Regions from separate parts of the Homo sapiens genome. Here region 1 is linked to region 2. Evidence: read pairs that join two places in POLR2A ChIA-PET (ENCODE). Cell type or tissue: B cell. All regions are shown on one strand. Each heading gives the region's core, and the rest is flanking DNA. Links, peaks and the distances in the headings are about the cores only.

Region 1 (11,227 bases), core at 2,808-6,807, 230 kb after region 2:
CAAGATGCCAGATGTGGACATCTCAGTGCCAAAAATAGAGGGTGACCTGAAAGGCCCCAAAGTGCAGGCAAACTTGGGTGCACCTGACATCAACATCGAAGGCCTAGATGCTAAAGTCAAAACACCGTCCTTCGGCATTTCTGCCCCTCAAGTCTCCATCCCTGATGTGAATGTAAACTTGAAAGGACCAAAGATAAAGGGTGATGTCCCCAGCGTGGGACTGGAAGGACCAGATGTAGATCTGCAAGGTCCAGAAGCAAAAATTAAGTTCCCCAAGTTTTCCATGCCCAAGATCGGCATCCCAGGTGTGAAAATGGAGGGTGGGGGAGCCGAGGTCCATGCCCAGCTACCCTCTCTTGAAGGAGACTTGAGAGGACCAGATGTTAAGCTCGAAGGGCCCGATGTTTCTCTAAAGGGGCCAGGAGTAGACTTGCCTTCAGTGAACCTCTCTATGCCAAAAGTCTCTGGGCCTGACCTTGATCTGAACTTGAAAGGACCAAGTTTGAAGGGAGACCTGGATGCATCTGTTCCCAGCATGAAGGTGCATGCTCCAGGGCTCAACCTCAGTGGTGTCGGTGGCAAAATGCAGGTGGGAGGAGACGGTGTGAAAGTGCCAGGGATCGATGCCACAACAAAGCTTAACGTTGGGGCACCAGATGTGACACTGAGGGGACCAAGCCTGCAGGGAGATCTGGCTGTCTCTGGTGACATCAAATGCCCTAAAGTATCCGTAGGAGCTCCTGATCTAAGCTTGGAGGCATCCGAAGGCAGCATTAAACTTCCCAAAATGAAGCTGCCCCAATTTGGCATCTCTACTCCGGGGTCCGACTTGCACGTCAATGCCAAGGGGCCACAGGTTTCTGGCGAACTGAAGGGGCCAGGTGTGGATGTGAACCTGAAAGGGCCTCGGATTTCAGCACCGAATGTGGACTTTAACTTGGAAGGACCAAAAGTGAAAGGGAGCCTTGGGGCCACTGGTGAGATCAAAGGCCCCACTGTCGGAGGAGGTCTTCCAGGCATTGGTGTTCAAGGCCTAGAAGGAAACCTCCAGATGCCTGGAATTAAGTCCTCTGGATGTGATGTGAACCTGCCAGGCGTGAATGTGAAACTCCCAACTGGGCAGATTTCTGGGCCTGAAATCAAAGGTGGTCTGAAAGGTTCAGAAGTAGGTTTCCATGGGGCTGCTCCTGATATCAGTGTGAAGGGGCCTGCCTTTAATATGGCATCTCCTGAGTCAGATTTTGGCATCAACTTGAAGGGCCCAAAAATCAAAGGAGGTGCGGATGTTTCAGGGGGTGTCAGTGCCCCAGACATCAGCCTTGGTGAAGGGCATTTGAGTGTTAAAGGTTCCGGGGGTGAGTGGAAGGGACCCCAAGTCTCCTCTGCTCTCAACTTGGACACATCTAAGTTTGCTGGGGGCCTTCATTTCTCAGGACCAAAGGTGGAAGGAGGTGTGAAAGGAGGTCAGATTGGACTCCAGGCTCCTGGGCTGAGTGTGTCTGGGCCTCAAGGTCACTTGGAAAGTGGATCTGGAAAAGTAACATTCCCTAAAATGAAGATCCCCAAATTTACCTTCTCTGGCCGTGAGCTGGTTGGCAGAGAAATGGGGGTGGATGTTCACTTCCCTAAAGCAGAGGCCAGCATCCAAGCTGGTGCTGGAGACGGCGAGTGGGAAGAGTCTGAAGTCAAACTGAAAAAGTCCAAGATCAAAATGCCCAAGTTTAATTTTTCCAAACCTAAAGGGAAAGGTGGTGTCACTGGCTCACCAGAAGCATCAATTTCTGGGTCCAAAGGTGACCTGAAAAGTTCAAAGGCCAGCCTGGGCTCTCTGGAAGGAGAGGCAGAGGCCGAAGCCTCTTCACCGAAAGGCAAATTCTCCTTATTTAAAAGTAAGAAGCCACGGCACCGCTCAAATTCATTCAGTGATGAAAGAGAGTTCTCTGGACCTTCCACCCCGACGGGGACGCTGGAGTTTGAAGGTGGGGAAGTGTCTCTGGAAGGTGGGAAAGTTAAAGGGAAACACGGGAAGCTGAAATTCGGTACCTTTGGTGGATTGGGGTCAAAGAGCAAAGGTCATTATGAGGTGACTGGGAGCGATGATGAGACAGGCAAGTTACAGGGGAGTGGGGTGTCCCTGGCCTCTAAGAAGTCCCGACTGTCCTCCTCTTCTAGCAATGACAGTGGGAATAAGGTTGGCATCCAGCTTCCCGAGGTGGAGCTGTCAGTTTCCACAAAGAAAGAGTAGCAGGCCTTTGTATGTGTGTACATATATATATATATAACAAAACATCAGCCTTGGGTGGTGTGTTCCTATATAAACTCCAAAGGGAAACACACCGACTGCCTCAGCAATCATGCAAAGACCTTGCCTGGCCCGGTGGCAAGCGCTGAAAAACCGACCGCCTGTAGGCTCCTGGAACTATACAGATAGGTAAAGAGTTCCAAGTTCGTCCAGCCCATGTGCAAAGTCAACAGTATTTGCCTTAAGATTTCATATATATATATTTTTTTGCATTGACTGCTGAGAGCTCCTGTTTACTAAGCAAGCTTTTGTGTTTATTATCCTCATTTTTACTGAACATTGTTAGTTTTGGGGTAATGGAAACCCACTTTTTCATTGTAATGACTTTGGGGGCTTTTGTTAGTAAGGGTGGGTGGGGTGATGGGTTGCAGACGGAGGTCAGGTCTTCCTCTTTCCTGAGACTGGATCTGTTCAAACAGCAAACGCCCACAGATGGCCCAGAGGTGGTGGTAGTCAGGGTGTGTGGGTGTTTTTAGGGTTCTTTAGTGTTGTTTCTTTCACCCAGGGGTGGTGGTCCCAGCCAGTTTGGTGCTGACGGTGAGAGGAAATTAGAATCTGTTTGCAAATTGTCCAACCCACCCCCTCAACATGAGGGGCTTCCATTTTCTGTGTTTTGTAAGGGAACTGTTTCCTTCATGCCGCCATGTTCCTGATATTAGTTCTGATTTCTTTTTAACAAATGTTATCATGATTAAGAAAATTTCCAGCACTTTAATGGCCAATTAACTGAGAATGTAAGAAAATTGATGCTGTACAAGGCAAATAAAGCTGTTTATTAACCTTGATGTCTTGTGCCTTTGCATTCTGTGTTGCGGGGGCGTGAAACCTGGGGAAGCTGCACAGCCAGCTGTGAGTGTTCAGACCGGATCCATCTGGTGGCATTGCTAGTTTCATCAGTGACTTTAAGACAGTGACCTTCGGGAGGTAGTGGGAGAAAATCTTTGCTTCTTGATTCTCATGGTGAGGCTGGTTGTGCCATTGCTGAGAAATCAAGAAGAGGCTTGGCCTCGGGACCCACTCACCTACTTTGCATCCTCACATATGAATATACAATTCAGAATTGGTTCTAAATGGGTTACAGATGTGAACAGTTAAAAGGCCTCCTGGAATTACCGAAAGGGCTCTGCTTGTGAATCACCGCTCTGCCATTTATTCCTGACATGGCTGCAGGTTTGCTGAGTAACCGCTGTTGCCCAGGCTGGAGTGCAGTGGCACAATCTTGGCTCACTGCAACCTCCTCCTCCTGGGTTCAAGCGATTTTCCTGCCTCAGCCTCCCGAGTAGCTGGGATTACAGGCCCTTGCCTCTACGCCTGGCTAATTTTTATATTTAGTAGAGACGAAGTTTCACCATGTTGGCCAGGCTGGTCTCAAACTCCTGACCTCCAGTGATCCACCCGCCTTGGCCTCCCAAAGTACTGGGATTACAGGCATGAGCCACTGCGCCCGGCCAGGGTGCTGATCTTGTGTAAGTTATCTCTGTGGTTCTTTCTAGTCCATTTTAGGGCTAAACATTATGGAAAAGTCTTCTGACCAAAGTCCCCTTTTGATTTCCAGCTCTGTTGACAGTATGTGGGGGTGGGGGAGGAGTGGTTCTAGTCACTGGCTCCTAATGTTGGTCATTGCTGGGCAGAGGGTGATGCTTTCTTATACTTGGACCAAGCTTGTCCCCCTCGCCATTCCTTAGAGATGCCCCATTTCTGCCAGTGGAGGCAGCTCTGCACCTCTCTGGATCCCCCCAGAACAGAGATAAAATAGCTCCCACCCCATCCTTCCCTGTTTAGTACCAGCTTGTCAGTGGGATCTCATGCCTTCCCTAGCTTCATCTGTCCTCACCGTGGCCAGCAGAGCCAGTGTTCTGGGGGTTTTGGAGCTCAAGGGTGGCCCATGGATTTGGAAAGAGATAGGTTGGGAGGGAGGCCCTTGATACCCGGCTGCGTTTTAGATGACCGACCTACAGCTTCTTTCGTGAGTTGGACAGGATGCTTAACCTGCTTGAGGCTCAGTTTCATCACCCTTAAAATTGGGATAGCAGCATTCATAGGGCCAGAGTTCGTCCAGGTATTGGGGTTATGCATTGCATGATGGCACCACACTGAAGTGTGCAGCATCCATGTGACAGCCAGATACATACTTATGGAGAGCACAAGAGTTGGCATGAAATCCTAGAGAGACAGGCATGAGCCCATCTTCTACAGAAACCCCCTGCTGCACTGGGCTACACGCACACTCCAGCCGTGAGCATGCTCAGGTTCAATGATGCACACAACTGCACACATCACCGTCTGTCCTAACTGGGCCTGGGGCTGTCCCCGGGGTGCTGCTTTCACTCAACCAACCACAGCTCAAAACCCATCTCCTGTTCCTTCCTCAACTCTGAAGCCAAGAGTGTGGGGCAGGTCAGAGTGTGCATGCCGCTTGAGATAAGTAGCCCTGGTGTCTGGAGGGTGGGGTAAGTGGGTGACGGTGGGGTGAGTGTGCGACAGTGGGGTGCACTTGTGTACACAGCTAGGGAGGAATGCCCATTAGGATGCTGGAAAGTCCTCTGAGGAGAACTACCCAGGCTGTCCAATAATATATCAATTAAATTTTTTTTTAACTTTAGGAAGAAGTGATGAAGGCTAGTGGTGGCCCCCAGTGTCCATTCAATAAATGTTTTCTGAGTCCCACGTGGCTAGATGTGTCCCAGTCCCACTGATCTCAGATTCCTCTTCTGAGGATCTCCACAGAGTGAATGATGTGATGGGTGTGAAAAACTGGAATGCCTTGAGCCCTGGCAATAAACCCGTGGAAATCATGCATGTACCAGGGATGGCGAGGCCAGTGATCTCATTGGGTGGGACAGTCAGTGGGTGGTGGGTAGGATGGAGAAGGGACAAGGCAACTAGCTGTACAAACTTGAGAGTCTTCTAGCCACCTTCTTCTCAATGTCAGGTCTGGGCTGGAGGCAGTGGCCACAGAACATGAACGCTGCTTCCCGCAGTGATGGTTACCACAGCAGCGACGGCATGGGAGGAGACACGGGCTTATGTGGTGTGTGGAGGGCGCACCCCAGCTCCCTCGCCCTGCCCATGCACCTTACCCCTGCCCTCCCTCAGTTCCTGATGGGGTGGTCCAAGTTATCCCCTAAAGTCTTTTTTTTTTTTTATTTTTGAGACAGAGTCTCGCTCTTGTTGCCCAGGCTGGAGTGCAATGGTGTGAATTTGGCTCACTGCAAACTCCGCCTCCCGGGTTCAAGAGATTCTTCTGCCTCAGCCTCCTGAGTAGCTGGGATTAAAGGCGCCTGCCACCATACCTGGCTAATTTTTGTATTTTTAGTAGAGATGGGGTTTTGCCATGTTGGCCATGCTGGTCTCGAACTCCTGACCTCGTGATCTGCCTACCTTGGTCTCCCAAAGTGTTGGGATTACAGGCGTGAGCCATGGCGCCCGGCCTATCCCCTAAAGTCTTGCAGGAACCAGCCTTGCAAGGTCTGACACTCTAAGGTCCTGGTTCCTGCACTCGAGGGTGAGAGCAGCGTCAGGAGACTGGGAAGGGGCTGGACTCTGTGATGTTCTTTCCCAGAGTTCAGCAAGGAGCAATTGCAAGGACTGCAGTCTCAAGGTCAGCCTCGCTTTAGGCAGTGTGACTGTGTGTGGACAGTGGTGTAGTTAAGGGGGCATCTGGGAAAACAGAATTATTTTGAATTACACCATGGGCTCACAAATGGCAGGGAATAGTGAACAGTTCCTCCTTTCCTTCCTTCCTCCCTCCCTCCCTTCCTTCCTTCCTCCCTTGCCTTCTTCCTTCCCTTCCTCCCTCCCTCCCTCCCTCCCTCCCTTCCTTCCTTCTTCCTAACAGGATCTTGCTCTGTCACCCAGGCTGGAGTGCAGTGGCACGTTCTCAGCTCATTGCAACCTCCACCTCTCAAGCTCAACCACCACACCGGGCTAATTTTTGTATTTTTTGTAGAGACGGGGTTTCACCATGTTGCCCAGGCTAGTCTCAAACTCCTGAGCTCAATCAATCACTCCCTCCTTGGCCTCCCAAAGTGCTGGGATTACAAGCATGAGCCACCGCGCTTAGCCCAGGGAATAATTTTCATAAACTCACACTCATTTCTCTATCTGTCAGGTTCCCTCTCGCAAACTTAGTTCCATTTGAAGATAGTTCAATCAGAGAGACCTAATAAAGAGACAGTTTATGGAGTAGTGGGCAGGGGCAAAGGAGGCCACAAGGGGTGGTGAGACCCCCAGGGGCAGTAGGAAGCTGGTACTATCCCTGGCCCTGAAGGATATGAGGAAGAAGTGGTGTTCCTGAAGTCCAGCGTGCACTGGAGGTAGAGGAGGAATCCTCAGTGGGGACTATAGCCATAGAGGACCAGCATCTGCCAGAACTGCCTGCCGTGTGAAGCAGGGAGGAACACCCTGACCCCTCTCTCCACTGGAGGGCACGGGAGCCCAGGTGTTGCAGCTGATCCACCTCCTGGGGCACAGAGTCGGGCAGAGAAGCAGGAGCAGGGGTCTGAAGGTGGAGGGAACAGATAGAGAATAACCAGGACAAGGCCAGGTGCAGTGGCTCACGCCTGTAATCCTAACACGTTGGGAGGCCGAGGCAGGTGGATTGCCTGGGCTCGGGAGTTTGAGACCAGCCTGGGCAACATGGTGAAATCCCATCTCTACTAAAATACAAAATTAGCTGGGCGTGGTGGTGCGCACCTGTAATCCCAGTTACTTGGGAGGCTGAGGCAGGAGAATTGCTTGAACCCGGGAGGTGGAGGTTGCAGTGAACCAAGATTGTGCCACGGCACTCCAGCCTGGGTGACAGAGCAAGACTCCATCTCAGAAAAGAAACAAACTAGCCCGGTGTGGCACTCGCCTGTAGTCCCAGCTACTCAGGAGGCTGAGGCAGGAGAATCACTTAAGCCTGCATTCCAGCCTGGCAGACAAAGCAAGACTCTGTCTCTCGTTTTTTCTGTTTGATAAGTTTGAATTTTTATACATCGAGGTTTCTTAAACTAGAATTTAAGGTATGATCATAAAGTAATGCTACAGTTTTTTCTTAAAGAAGCACACATATGTCCCAATGGCAATTCTGCTTTCAGTGGTCACCTCGGGAAGCTCTACACTTACTTCTGTAAAAAATCTACTGCTGGGCCGGACGCGGTGGCTCATGCCTATAATCCCAGCACTTTGGGAGGTCGAGGTGGGTGGATCACTTGAGGTCAGGAGTTTGAGACCAGCCTGGCCAACATGGCGATACCCCGTCTCTACTAAAAAATATATAAAAATTAGCTGGACGTGGTGGCACATGCCTGTAATTCCAGCTACTCTGGTGGCTGAGGCAGGAGAATCATTTGAACCTGGGAGACAGAGGCTGCAGTGAGCTGAGATCATGCTACTGCAGTCCAGCCTGGGGGACAGAGCGAGACTCGTCTCAAAACAAACAAACAAGCAAAAAAAAAAAAACAAAAAACAAGCCTGGTTAATTAGGTGGGTGGGTTGTTTGGGGTCAAAAGCAAGGCGTGATTATGTGTGTGACTAACTTTCCTGTGTGGTTGGGAAGTTGTCTCAAATGTTTTGAGCAAAGGCTGCACTGTTGAAATATTGCTATGTCTCCAGCACCCCAAAGCAAAAGTGCATCACCCATGAGGACTTTGCATGTTGCTTATATACATGTCCTGCTTCAGAGTGCCACCTTAGCTCTTTGGTATTTTGCATTAGCTGTGACATTAAAAAACATTATGTGGGAGATGCAGCTAATTGTGTACCTGAAATTTCTTTTTTTTTAAAGTGTATTTATTTTGAATGCAAATCTACCGAGAAGTTGCAAGAATAATACAATGAATATTCATATAGCTTTCAGTTGGATTCACCAATTGCTAACATTTACTTTGTTTGCTTTAATCTCTCTCTGTCTCTCTACATATACATATATATATATATGGTTTTTTTGTTTGTTTGTTTGGGACAGAATCTCATTCTGTTGCCCAGGCTGGAGTGAAGTGGCATACTCTTGGCTCACCACAACCTCCACCTCCTGGGCTCAAGCAATTCTCCTGTCTCAGCCTCCCAAGTAGCTGGGATTACAGGTTTGTGCCATCATGCCTGCCTAATTTTTGTATTTTTAGTAGAGACAGGGTTTCACCATGTTAGCCAGGCTGGACTCGAACTCCTGACCTCAGGTAATCCACCTGCCTTGGCCTCCCAAAGTGCTGGGATTACAGGCATGAGCCACCGCACCTGGCTCATATAGGTGTTATCATTACTTTTGCTGAATCATTTGAGAGTAAATTACAGACATCATGATCCTTTACCCATAAATACTTCAGCATGTATGGGCATTCTTTTATATAACTCCAATAGAGGGCGGGCGCAGTGGCTCACGCCTGTAATTCCAGCACTTTGGGAGGCTGAGGCGGGTGGATCTTGAGGTCAGGAAGTTCCAGACCAGCCTGGCCAACATAGTGAAACCCCATCTCTACTAAAAATACAAAAAATTAGCCGGGTGTGGTGGCAGCTACTCAGGAGGCTGAGGCAGGAGAATCTCTTGAACCCGGGGGAGGTGGAGGTTGCAGTGAGCTGAGACTGTGCCATTGCACTCCAGCCTGGGCGACAGAGTGAGACTCCGTCTCAAACAAACAAACAAACAAACAAACAAACAAAACTCCAATACAATAATTAAATTCAGGAAACAAAACATTGACATATTATCTAATATGTAGTATATCTTTAAATTTCACCAGTTGCCCCAGTAACTGTCTTTACAGTAATGTCTTTTTTTGTTTGTTTTGAGTCAGAGTCTTGCTCTGTCTGCCAGGTTGGAGTGTAGTGGTGCGATCTTAGCTCACTGCAACCTCCACCTCCTAGGTTCAGGCGATTCTCCTGTCTTAGCCTCCTGAGTGGCTGGGATTACTAGCGCCCGCCACCACACCTGGCTAATTTTTGTATTTTTTAGTAGAGACGGGGTTTCGCCATGTTGGCCAGGCTGGTCTTGAGCTCCTGGCCTCAAGGGACCTGCCTGCCTCAGCCTCCCAAAGTGCTGGGATTTGCGACCATGCCCGGCGACAATGTCTTTTTTTCCTCTTTGGGGTTCAATTGTTGATGACCTCACATGATGTTTAGTTGTCTTGGTCTCTTTCTTTCTTTCTTTTTTTTTTGAGACGGAGTTTCACTCTTGTCACCCAGGCTGGAGTGCAATGGTGTGATCTCGACTCACTGCAACCTCTGCCTCCCGAGTTCAAGTGATTCTCCTGCCTCAGCCTCCTGAATAGCTGGGATTACAGGCACCTGCCACCACACCCAGCTAATTTTTTGTATTTTTAGTAGAGACAGGGCTGGTCTCGAACTCCTGACCTCAAGTGATCCACCCACCTTGGCCTCCCAAAGTGCTGGAATTACAGGCGTGAGCCACCGTGCCCGGCTGTTTATTTCTTTAATCTGTAATAGTTTCTCAGTTTTTTTTTTGTCATGCATGGCACTGATATTTTTGAAGTGTGTGGGACCAGTTTTCTAGAAATGTCCCTCAATCTGGGTTTGTCTGATGATATTTCCTCATGATTGGGTTCAGGTTATACATTTTGGGGCAGGAATTCCACAGAAGTGATATTGGGTCCTTTTTGGTGCCTCGTGTCAGGAGGCACATGATGGGTATGTTAATTTCAATTCCTTGGTTAAGTAGGAGATTGCTAAGTTTCTCCATTGTAACGTTGCCATGACTCCTCATTGGAATTAACAAGGAAACCCAAGTTTTCAAGATAAAAGTCCAAGTTTGGGCAAGTTTATCTCACAAGCACACTTTAAGGGGTTGGTGGCATGCTTAGCCTTGGCGTGATCTCGGGCTGGGAGTTTTGAAAGTGGAGTTCTGGCTTTGAGCTTTGCAGCACAGAGCAGCTCTCTGTCTTTCCTCACGAGGACAAAGAATTCCATGCATGAATGCCTGCCACGGGCCGGGAATGCCATGTGCTGTTTACCAGCCTCTGAATTGCCCCGTGGCGTCAGGCAGCCGCTGGTGCTTCCTAAGGCTGAAGGCGCCCAGCAGAGGCGCTGCCATGGGCCACAGCAAATGTGTAGGGAACATTCTGCTGAGGAGGGCAGTTTCATTTCCCTTTAAATGCCTCTGTTATTTTCCACCACACGCTTGAGGCTTGGCCCTAATGGAAAAACTTCCCAGTAGTGGGGCCAAGGATGGGAAAGGGTTACGAATGAAAAGGCCTTCTCTTTGGACAGGGCGTTCTAGTCCACAGAGTGCTTTATCTCTTGAGATCTCACACTGCGTTCTCAGCTCCGCCCAGGCAAGCAGGCAGCTCTGGCATTTGCTGACCCTATCTTACAAACCAGAAAGGTGAGGCTCGGAAAAGCGAAGCGATTGGTCTCAACTCATAGAGTTGGGAAGAGGTGACTTGGCCAAAATCGATCCAAGCTTTCTGATTAAAAAAAGAATTTTTTTTTTCTTCCCTGTGATGTCACTGCCGTTTCCCTGAAGAAGCTGGGAATTTCTTTTCTGGGGGAATTTTAGGAAATAGAGGATGCCTCTTGAAATTTGCAGGGACTTGAACTCGGACTTTTTAACATTGTCGAAAGTAGTTATTAAAGTTATTATGGCCCAGCACAATAGCTCACTCCTGTAATCCCAATGCTTTGGGAGGCCGAGGCAGGAGGATCACTTGAGGCCAGGAATTCAAGGCTGCAGTGAGCTGTGATTGTGCCATTGCACTCCAGTCAGAATGACAGAGCGAGACCCAGTCTCAAAAAACAAATTAAAAAACCCCCATTATTATGTGCAAAGCCCCTTTCTTCAATGAGCCTACCATCCAGTAGGGGAATAATAATAATATCAGTTATCAGTTCTGCTATTTCCTAGCTGCGTGACCTTGGGCAAGTTATCAAACCTCATTGTGCCTCAGTTTTTTGTTTTTTGTTTTTTATTTTTTTGAGACGGAGTCTCTG
Region 2 (9,637 bases), core at 5,638-9,637:
AGTTACAGGAAGGAAAGGTGAGCAGCCATGTGGCTAAAGAAAGCTCCTTAACTAGGACATATGGGAAGCAAAAGATGGTTAACATTTTTCTGCTGAATGAATTCTACATTCTTTCACATTCTTTGTGTTGAAATAAACTTCTAGCTTATCTTTCAAATGGCTCCTAATTTTATTTATGCAAGTACGTTACTGCTTTAATTCCTTGATGAAACAAGGCAAGATATAAATAAATACAATAAAAGCTATTCTAGCTGGGTAGAACACCTTTTCAAAAGTCTTCCCTAGAGTAAATATCAAATCAAAATGCCTTTATGAATCAGTTGCCCTTAAAAGGGTGGATTTTACGGTCTGAATATCTCAATTTCAACAGAAACACAAAACAGAAAAAAAAAAACCTGGTTGTCTCAGAACATCAGTTCTTAAAATCAAGGCATAATAAATGGTCTATATGTGTAGACAATTTTGATGTAGATGATCTCTCCAGACAGTCTGGGGAACACAGGAACCATTGTATTGATCAGACTGTGGTCACATGTACTACTTAGCTAAAGAGGTTCTGTTCCTGGTGAGATTCTCCTGAGAAGCAAGCATTTGCTTTCAATATCCAGCATAAAGGGCATGTTTTCTTGCAGGTGGCAGTCAGGAATTTGCAATATTTTAATTAATTAATTTATTTATTTATTTTGAGACAAGGTCTCTCTGTTTCCGAGGCTGGAGTGCAGTGGCACTATCACGACTCACTGCAGCCTCAACCCCTCTAGCTCCCAAGCAGCTGGAACTACAGGCATGCACTATCACGCATGGCTAATTTTTGTATCTTTTGTGGAGATGACGTTTCGCGCTGTTGCTCAGGCTGGTCTCAAACTCCTGGGCTCAAGCGATCCACCTGCCTTGGCCTCCCAAAGTGCTGGGATTTCAGGCATGAGCCATCATGCCCAGCCTGCAAGATATGTAAAGCAGTAGCTATCACAGTTACAGCCACTGTGGCCTCGTTATTATTACTATTTTTTGACGGAATTTCACTCTTGTTGCCCAGGCCAGAGTACAATGGCATGATCTTGGCTCAGTGCAATCTCGGCTCACTGCAACCTCCGCCTCCTGGGTTCAAGCGATTCTCCTGCCTCAGCCTCCCTAGTAGCTGGAATTACAGGCTGCGCCACCACGCCTGGTTAATTTTTTTTGTATTTTTAGTAGAGACGGGGTTTCTCCATGTTGGTCAGGCTGGTCTGGAACTCCCGACCTCAGATCCGCCCCGCCTCGGCCTCCCAAAGTGCTGGCATTATAGGTGTGAACCACCGCACCCAGCCTCATTTTATTTATTATTTTTTTTTTAGTTTGATTTTTTTTTTAGACAGAGTCTCCCTCTGTCACCCAGGCTGGAGTGCAGCGGTGGCTGGGATTACAGGAATAAGCCACCATACCCAGCCTGTGGCCTCAGTTTATCTACTGAATGGTAGGAACAGTTTATGCCCATTTGTAGAGATGTGATCAATAATTCTTTCTCATTTCCACTGGTCTTAATGCTCCCATTCAGGGATTCAAGGAACCATAGGCTCCTGGGGATCAGCTCATCTAATTTCTAGTCTAACACTGAATCCTCCTTTTGCCAGTTGTTATCAAACCTCCACTTGAGGCCGGGAATGGCACCTCACACCTAGAATTCCAGCACTCTGGGAGGCCGAGGTGGACAGATTATTGGGAGGTCAGGAGTTCAAGACCAGCCTGGCCAAGATGGTGAAACCCTGTCTCTACTAAAAATACAAAAATTAGGCAGGCATGTCAGTGTGCACACACCTGTGGTCCCAGCTAATTGCTTGGCGGCCAAGCCAGGAGAATTGCTTGAACCTGGGAGGCAGAGGTTGTAGCAAGCCAAGATCACACCACTGCATTCCAGCCTGGGGAACAGAGCGAGACTCCATCTCAAAAAACAAAAAACAAACAAAAAAAAAACAACCAGGCCAGGCACGGTGGCTCACACCTGTAATCCCAGCACTTTGGGAGGCTCAGTCTGGTGGATCACAAGGTCAGGAGTTCAAGACCAGCCTGGCCAAGATGGTGAAACCTCATCTCTACTAAAAATACAAAAATTAGCCGGGAGTGCTGGCGGGCACCTGTAATCCTAGCTACTCAGGAGGCTGGGGCAGGAGAATCGCTTGAACCTGCGAGGCGGAGGTTGCAGTGAGCTGAGATCGTGCCACTGTACTCAAGCCTGGGCTACAGAGCGAGACTCTGTCTCAAAAAAAAAAAAAAAAACCTCGGCCTGGCGTGGTGGCTCACGCCTGTAATCCCAGCACTTTGGGAGGCCGAGGCAGGCGGATCACAAGGTCAGGAGATCGAGACAATCCTGGCTAACACGGTGAAACCCCGTCTCTACTAAAAATGCAAAAAGTTAGCCAGGCGTGGTGGCGGGAGCCTGTAGTCCCAGCTACTCAGGAGGCTGAGGCAGGAGAATGGAGTGAACCTGGGAGGCGGAGCTTGCAGTGAGCCGAGATCACGCCACTGCACTCCAGTCTGGGCGACAGAGCGAGACTCTGTCTCAAAAAAAAAAAAAAAAAACCCAAAAAACTCTTTCCCAAAGGAAACCTATTGTTGGTGTCCTAGTTGTTGGATTTCCTTAGACTGAGCCAAAATCTGTCTCCCTTTATAGGAGTATGGACCAGGCCCCAGCCTATTAAGTTTCATACTGAAAATGTGTGCTTGTGAGCTATAAACTGACTTAGTTTTCTTTTTTCTTTTCTTTTTTTTTTTTTTTTTGAGACGGAGTCTAGCTCCGTAGCCCAGGCTGGAGTGCAGGGGCGTGATCTCGGCTCACTGTAAGCTCCGCCTCCTGAGTTCACGCCATTCTCCTGCCTCAGCTTCCCGAGTAGCTGGGATTACAGGCGTGTGCCACCACGCCTGACTAATTTTTTGTATTTTTTGTAGAGACGGGGTTTCACCGTGTTAGCCAGGATGGTCTCGATCTCCTGATCTCGTGATCTGCCCGCCTTGGCCTCCCAAAGTGCTGGGATTACAGGCGTGAGCCACCGCACCCGGCCACTTATTTTAGTTTTTCGAGATGGGGTCTATGTTGCCCAGGGTGCTCTTGAACTCCTAGGCTCAAGTGATTCTCCCACTTCAGACTCCTGAGTTTTTTTGTGTATTGGGTCAAGTGATATGAAGTGCTGTACAGTGCCCTGTACAATTTCATCAGCAAGCAATTTCAGCAGACTAAATACTATTATCACACTCAAGAAAACTGACAATAATTCTTTTTTTTTTTTTTTTTTTGAGACAGAGTCTTGCTCGGTCGCCCAGGCTGGAGTGCAGTGGTGTGATCTCGGCTCACTGCAAGCTCTGCCTCCCGGGCTCACACCATTCTCCTGCCTCAGCCTCCCAAGTAGCTGGGACTACAGGCGCCCGCCACCACGCCTAGCTCATTTTTTTTCTATTTTTAGTAGAGACGGTGTTTCACTGTGTTAGCCAGGATGGTCTGGATCTTCTGACCTCGTGATCCACCCGCCTCGGCCTCCCAAAGTGTTGGGATTACAGGCGTAAGCCAACGCACCCGGCCTTTTTTTTTTTTTTTTAGATAAGAGTTTTGCTCTTGCCCAGGCTGGAGTGCAGTTGCGCCATCTCGGCTCACCGCAACCTCCACCTCCCGGGTTCAAGCGATTCTCCTGCCTCAGTCTCCCGAGTAGCTGGAATTACAGGCGTCCGCCAACACATCCCGCTAATTCTGTATTTTCAGTACAGTCAGGGTTACACCGTGTTAGCCAGGATGGTCTCGATCTCTTGACCTTGGAATCCGCCCGCCTCAGCCTCCCAAAGTGCTGGGATTACAGGCATGAGCCACCACCCCTGGCTCCGACAATTATTTATTTATTTATTTATTTTTTGAGATGGAGTCTCGCTCTGTCACCCAGGCTGGAGTGCAGTGGCGCGATCTCGGCTCACTGCAAGCTCTGCCTCCCGGGTTCAAGCCATTCTCCTGCCTCAGCCTCCCAAGTAGCTGGGACTACAGGCGCCCCGCCACCACGCCCGGCTAATTTTTTTGTGTGTATTTTTAGTACAGACGGGGTTTCACCGTGGTCTCCATCTCCTGACCTTGTGATCCGCCCGCCTGGGCCTCCCAAAGTGCTGGGATTACAGGTGTGAGCCACCGCACCCGGCCCTGACAATAATTCTTACTCAAGTTTCTCTTTTTCCCAATGAGAATCCAATTAGAATCCAAAGTAGTGTCATGCATTTATTTGATTGATGTCTCTTAACTGTCTTTTTCTTTTTGAGACAGGGTCTCACTCTGTTGCCCAGGCTTCAGTGCAGTGGCACAATTTTAGCTCACTGCAACCTCAACCTTTTGGGCTCAAGTGATCCTCCCACCTTAGCCTCTTGAATATCTGGGATTACAGGCATGCACCCTAGTGGCAGCTAATTTTTCTATCTTTTGTAGACAGAGGGTTTTGCCATGTTGCCCACATTGGTCTCAAACTCCTGGGCTCAAAAGATCTGTCCCCTTCAGCCTCCCAAAGTTCTAGGATCATTGGCGTGCGCCACTGAACCTGGCCTTAAGTTTTACTAGGTTTCCCTTCCCTTTTTCCTTGCAATTTATTTGTTGAAGAAGCTGGGGTTGTTTTACGGGTTGAGGGTCTGGAGTTTGCTGCTTACATCCCCGTAGTTTCATTTAACATATTCCTCTGTCCAAAGGTTCCTTTAAAAATATTTATTTAGGGCCAGGCAAGGTGCTTCAAGCTGTAATCCCAGCTACTCAAGAGGTTGATGCAGGAGGATCCCTTGAGCCCAGGAGTTCAAGGCTATGATCACACCACTGCACTCCAGTCTGGGCTACAGAGCAAGACCCTGTCTCTAAAAAAAAAAAAAAAAAAAAAAAATAGGCCGGGGGTGGTGGCTCATGCCTGTAATCCTGGCACTTTGGGAGGCTGAGGTGGGCAGATCATGAGGTCAAGAGATCCAGACCATCCTGGCCAAGATGGTGAAACCCCTTCTCTACTAAAGACAAAAATTAGCTGGACATGGTGGTGGGTGCCTGTAGTCCCAGCTACTTGGGAGGCTGACACAGCAGAATCGCTTGAACCCAGGAGGCAGAGGTTGCAATGAGCCGAGATCGCACCACTGCACTCTAGCCTGGCAACAGAGTGAGACTCCGTCTCAAAAAAAAAAAAAAAAAAAAAAATACACTGGGCTCCATGGCTCACGCCTATAATCCCAGAACTTTAGGAGGCCGAGGTGGGTGGATCACCTGAAGTCAGGAGTTTGAAACCAGCCTGACCAACATGGTGAAACCCCGTATCTACTAAAAATACAAAAAGAATTTAGCCAGGCATGGTGGTGCATGCTACTTGGAAGGCTGAGGCAGAATTGCTTGAACCTGGGATGTGGAAGTTGCAGTGAGCCAAGATTGTGCCACTGCACTGCAGCCTGGGCAGCAGAGCCAGACTGTCTATATATATATATATACACACACACATATATTTCTACACACATCCATATATATTAGTACAGGTAGTGAGTGGTTTTGGCAACATTGTGAAGGTGGTGGGTATGAGTTTGGGAAACAGTGTCCCTCATGTGCCAAGGTATATAATCCTTCACATTCACCATGAATGCTTTTTCTTCATTCAAAATATTCAAATCCTCTGTGGAAACAAGGACTGATAAAGTGCGCAGCCTCTCCTTCCACAAACTTCTGAATACAGAGGTTGAGGCACTCTCTGGCTGGTTCCCTCAGGACCTTGAGGACGTCCTCAAGACCTGCATCAGACTGCCTTTGTCATTTCCCTGTTCATTAAGATTTCCATTAGGAGCTGGGCTTCTCAATAAAACACAAATGTAAGCCTGACCCTGTGCTATCTCTTAGCAGCGCTAATAAAAGGATTAGTGCAACAATTTTTTTTTTTTTTTTGAGACAGAGTCTTGCTATGTCGCCCAGGCTGGAGTGCAGTGGCGCAATCTCGGCTCACTGCAAGCTCTGCCTCCCGGGTTCATGCCATTCTCCTGCCTCAGCCTCCCGAGTAGCTGGGACTACAGGTGCCCGCCACCACGCCCGGCTAATTTTTTGTATTTTTAGCAGAGATGGGGTTTCACTGTGTTAGCTAGGATGGTCTCGATCTCCTGACCTTGTGATCCACCCGCCTCAGCCTCCCAAAGTGCTGGGATTACAGGCGTGAGCCACCGCGCCTGGCCACTGCACCAAATTTCTAAAATGCATTTTTAAATATCAGTTTTATTTTTTCCTCATTGATGCAGAAGATAGCTTACTATAACATCAAGTGTTTGAAATAAAATAAGACCACGAAACCATTGTAAAGCAAATAAAACATGCAATCATGACAATATTTTGTCAATAAACCAAGGCCTAGCAATTTAAGAAGCTTAGAAGAGGAATAAGGTATTTTACTTTTGTTTGTTCTGTCCTTGGACTTGATTGATTGATTGATTGATTGAGACGGTTTTGCTCTGGTTGACCAGGCTGGCGTGTAATGGCATGACCTTGGCTCACTGCATCCTCCACCTCCTGGGCTCAAACAATTCTCCTGCCTCAGCCTCCTGAGTAGCTGGGATTACAGGCACGTGCCACTACACCTGGCTAATTTTGTATTTTTTTTAGTAGCGATGGGGTTTCATTATGTCAGTCAGGCTGGTCTCGAACTCCTGACCTCAGGTGATCCACCCACCTTGGCCTCCCAAATTGCTGGAATTGCAGGGGTGAGCCACTGCGCCTCTCCTGTCCTTGGACTTAGGAAAAGTTTTTCTTGTAAGCTGATAGTTGTATTCTTTAAAGGTATAGGGAAGAACAAAGAGGAGTCTAGCCCATTGAGAAAGGGGGCGTTATTGATAAAGGACTAAAGTGTGTTTTTTTTTCCCTGAAATCTGTTTGCTCTGTGGTTGTATGACAGTTAATCACATGCTTATTGCCACCACTTATAAAGGTAGAGGCTGTGCTATATAGTCTCACCTATGTAGTACCCACAACATCATAGACATTATCCACCATGAAAAAACAGAAACAGAATAACAAAGGGGCTCCTGGTTGATGGAACCTCCTACTGAGCCAGGACTGCACCATACTGCAACTTGCACCCATGTCCAACACAGCTTCCAGAGAGTTCTATCAGGTGTTTAAAAGGCACTAAGCAAGAAATGCCCTTCCTCATTTTTTTTTTGTTTTGTTTTTTGAGATGGAGTTTCACTCTTGTTGCCCAGGCTGGAGTGCAGTGGCATGCAATCTCTGCTTACTGCAACCTCCGCCTCCTGCGTTTCAAGCGATTCTCCTGTCTCAGCCTCCTGAGTAGCTGGGGTTACAGAGTGCACACCACCACACCTGGTTATTTTTTTCTATTTTTAGTAGAGATGGGGTTTCACCATGTTGACCAGGCTGGTCTCAAACTCCTGACCTCAGGTGATCCAGCCTCCCAAAGTGCTGGGATTACAAGCATGAGCCACAGCGCCCAGCCTATTTCTCTTCTCTGTGAGGACCTCAGCCCTTGCAAAATATGAGATGACAGGTAAAGGACAGGTTTGTTTTTATTCTGCTCTATTATGTATGTTTCTTTTTTTTTTTTTTGAGACAGTCTCACTGCCGCAGGCTGGAGTGCAGTGGCGCAATCTCAGATCACCGCAACCTCCGGCTTCTAGGTTCAAGTGATCCTCCCGCCTCAGCCTCCCCAGCAGTTTAGTAGAGATGGGGTTTCGCCATGTTGGCCAGGCTGGTCTTGAACTCCGGACCTCAAGTGATCCACCCGCCTCAGACTCCCAATGTGTTGGGATTACAGGCATGAGCCACCGTACCCGGCTAGTATGTATGTTTTTAGAAGATGTGATAATCTTTTCTTTTTTTTGAGATGGAGTCTCTCTCTGTCACCCAGGCTGGAGTGCAGTGGCGTGATCTCGGCTCACTGCAAGCTCCACCTCCTGAGTTCACGCCATTCTCCTGCCTCAGCCTCCCGAGTAGCTGGGACTACAGGCACACGCTACCAAGCCCAGCTAATTTTTTTTTTTTGTATTTTTAGTAGAGACGGAGTTTCACCGTGTTAGCCAGGATGGTCTTTTTTTTTTTTTTTTTTTTTTTTTTTTTTTTTAAGAGAAATGAGGATACTATAGATAAGCACCTATTAAAATTTAAAATGTTCACTTAGGTGTTTTCTTTAGCATGAGGTCTGAAGGGTTTATTAAATAAATACTTAAATGCTTTACTCCAAAGGTTTTAAAATAGTTTAATGAAAAAATAAATATAGTGTATGAATGATCTAAGTATGAGAAATAGCAAGGACAAAATAGCAAATATTTTTGTAGGGGAGAAGGAATCTGAATGTGTATGGAATATTAAGGAGAATAAGAAATTAATTTAACAGGGGCTGTGGCGGGGGGTGGGAGAACATGAGGAAAAATAGCTAATACATGCTGGACTTAATACCGAGGTGATGTGTTGATAGGTGCAGCAAACCACCGAGGCACACGTTTCCCTATGTAACAAACCTGCATATCCTGCACATGGATCCTGGAACTTAAAATTAAAAGAAAAAGAAAAAATTAAACAAAATGGTTACTTTTGGCCAGGCATAGTGGCTCACACCTGTAATCCCAGCACTTTGGGAGCCCGAGTGGGTGGATCACTTGAGGCCAGGAGTTCAAGAGCACCCTGGCCAACATGGCAAAACCATGTCTCTACTAAAAAGGAAATACAAAAAAATTAGCCGGGCGTGGTGGCACATGCCTGTAATCCCAGCTGCTTGGGTGGCTCAGACACGAGAATCACTTGAACCTGGGAGGCAGAGGTTGCAGTGAGCCAAGATGGCACCACTGCACTCCAGACTGGGCAACAGAGTGAGACTCTGTCTCAAAAAACAAAAAGTTACTTTAGTATATTTGGGCTTATTTATTTATTGAGACACGTCACTCTGTCACCCAGGCTGGAGTGCTGTGTCAGGATCTTGGCTCACTGCAACCGCTGCCCTCCAGATTCAAGCAATCCTCCCACCTTAGCCTCCAGAATAGCTGGGACTACAGGTGAACACCTGGCCCAGCTAATCTTTGCATTTTTTTTTTTTTTTGAGACGGAGTCTCGCTCTGTTGCCCAGGCTGGAGTGCAGTGGCGTGATCTCTGCTCACTGCAAGCTCCACCTCCCGGGTTCATGCCATTCTCCTGCCTCAGCCTCCCGAGTAGCTGGGACTACAGGCGCCCACCACCACGCCCGGCTAATTTTTTGTATTTTTAGTAGAGACGGGGTTTCACTGTGTTAGCCAGGATGGTCTCAATCTCCTGACCTCATGATCTACCTGCCTCGGCCTCCCAAAGTGCTGGGATTACAGGCCTGACCCACCGTGCCCGGCCATCTTTGCATCTTTTATAGAGACAGGGTTTCACTGTGTTCCCCAGGCTGGTCTTGAACTCCTGGACTCAAGCTATCTATCTGTCTACCTCTGCCTTCCAAAGTGCTGGGATTACAGGCGTGAGCCACCATGCCCAGCCTGGCTCATTTATAATTGTCTAGTTTCCAGTACCTGAGACCACAGGCGTGTGTCATCTTGCCAGGCTAATTTTTGTATTTTTAGTAGAGACAGGGTTTTACCCTGTTGGTCAGGCTGGTCTTGAACTCCTGACCTCAGGTGATCCGCTGGCCTCAGCCTCCCAATGTGCTGG

The links. Peaks named below come from ENCODE experiments on the same cell type or tissue, not always from the same donor. Only the 100,000 strongest peaks of a DNase experiment are listed, where the experiment ranks them.
Region 1: POLR2A ChIA-PET joins it to region 2 with 5 read pairs; 2 of 35 experiments call an interaction of 5 or more read pairs at or near these places.

What each region holds. Positions count from the first base shown.
Region 1 is chr11:62,507,762-62,518,988 of GRCh38, reverse strand. AHNAK (AHNAK nucleoprotein) reads left to right here. Exons shown (of 5, transcript NM_001620.3): 5 at 1-3,087. The coding sequence ends at 2,245. Among named protein-coding and RNA genes, the nearest start is that of AHNAK, 33 kb to the left of the region's middle. RefSeq lists a silencer at 10,138-10,432. In B cell, for the core only: no CTCF peak of the experiment used is centred there; DNase peaks (open chromatin) are centred at 3,247, 4,668, 5,227 and 6,670.
Region 2 is chr11:62,738,839-62,748,475 of GRCh38, reverse strand. No RefSeq gene overlaps it. Among named protein-coding and RNA genes, the nearest start is that of ZBTB3, 11 kb to the left of the region's middle. In B cell, for the core only: no CTCF peak of the experiment used is centred there; no DNase peak of the experiment used is centred there.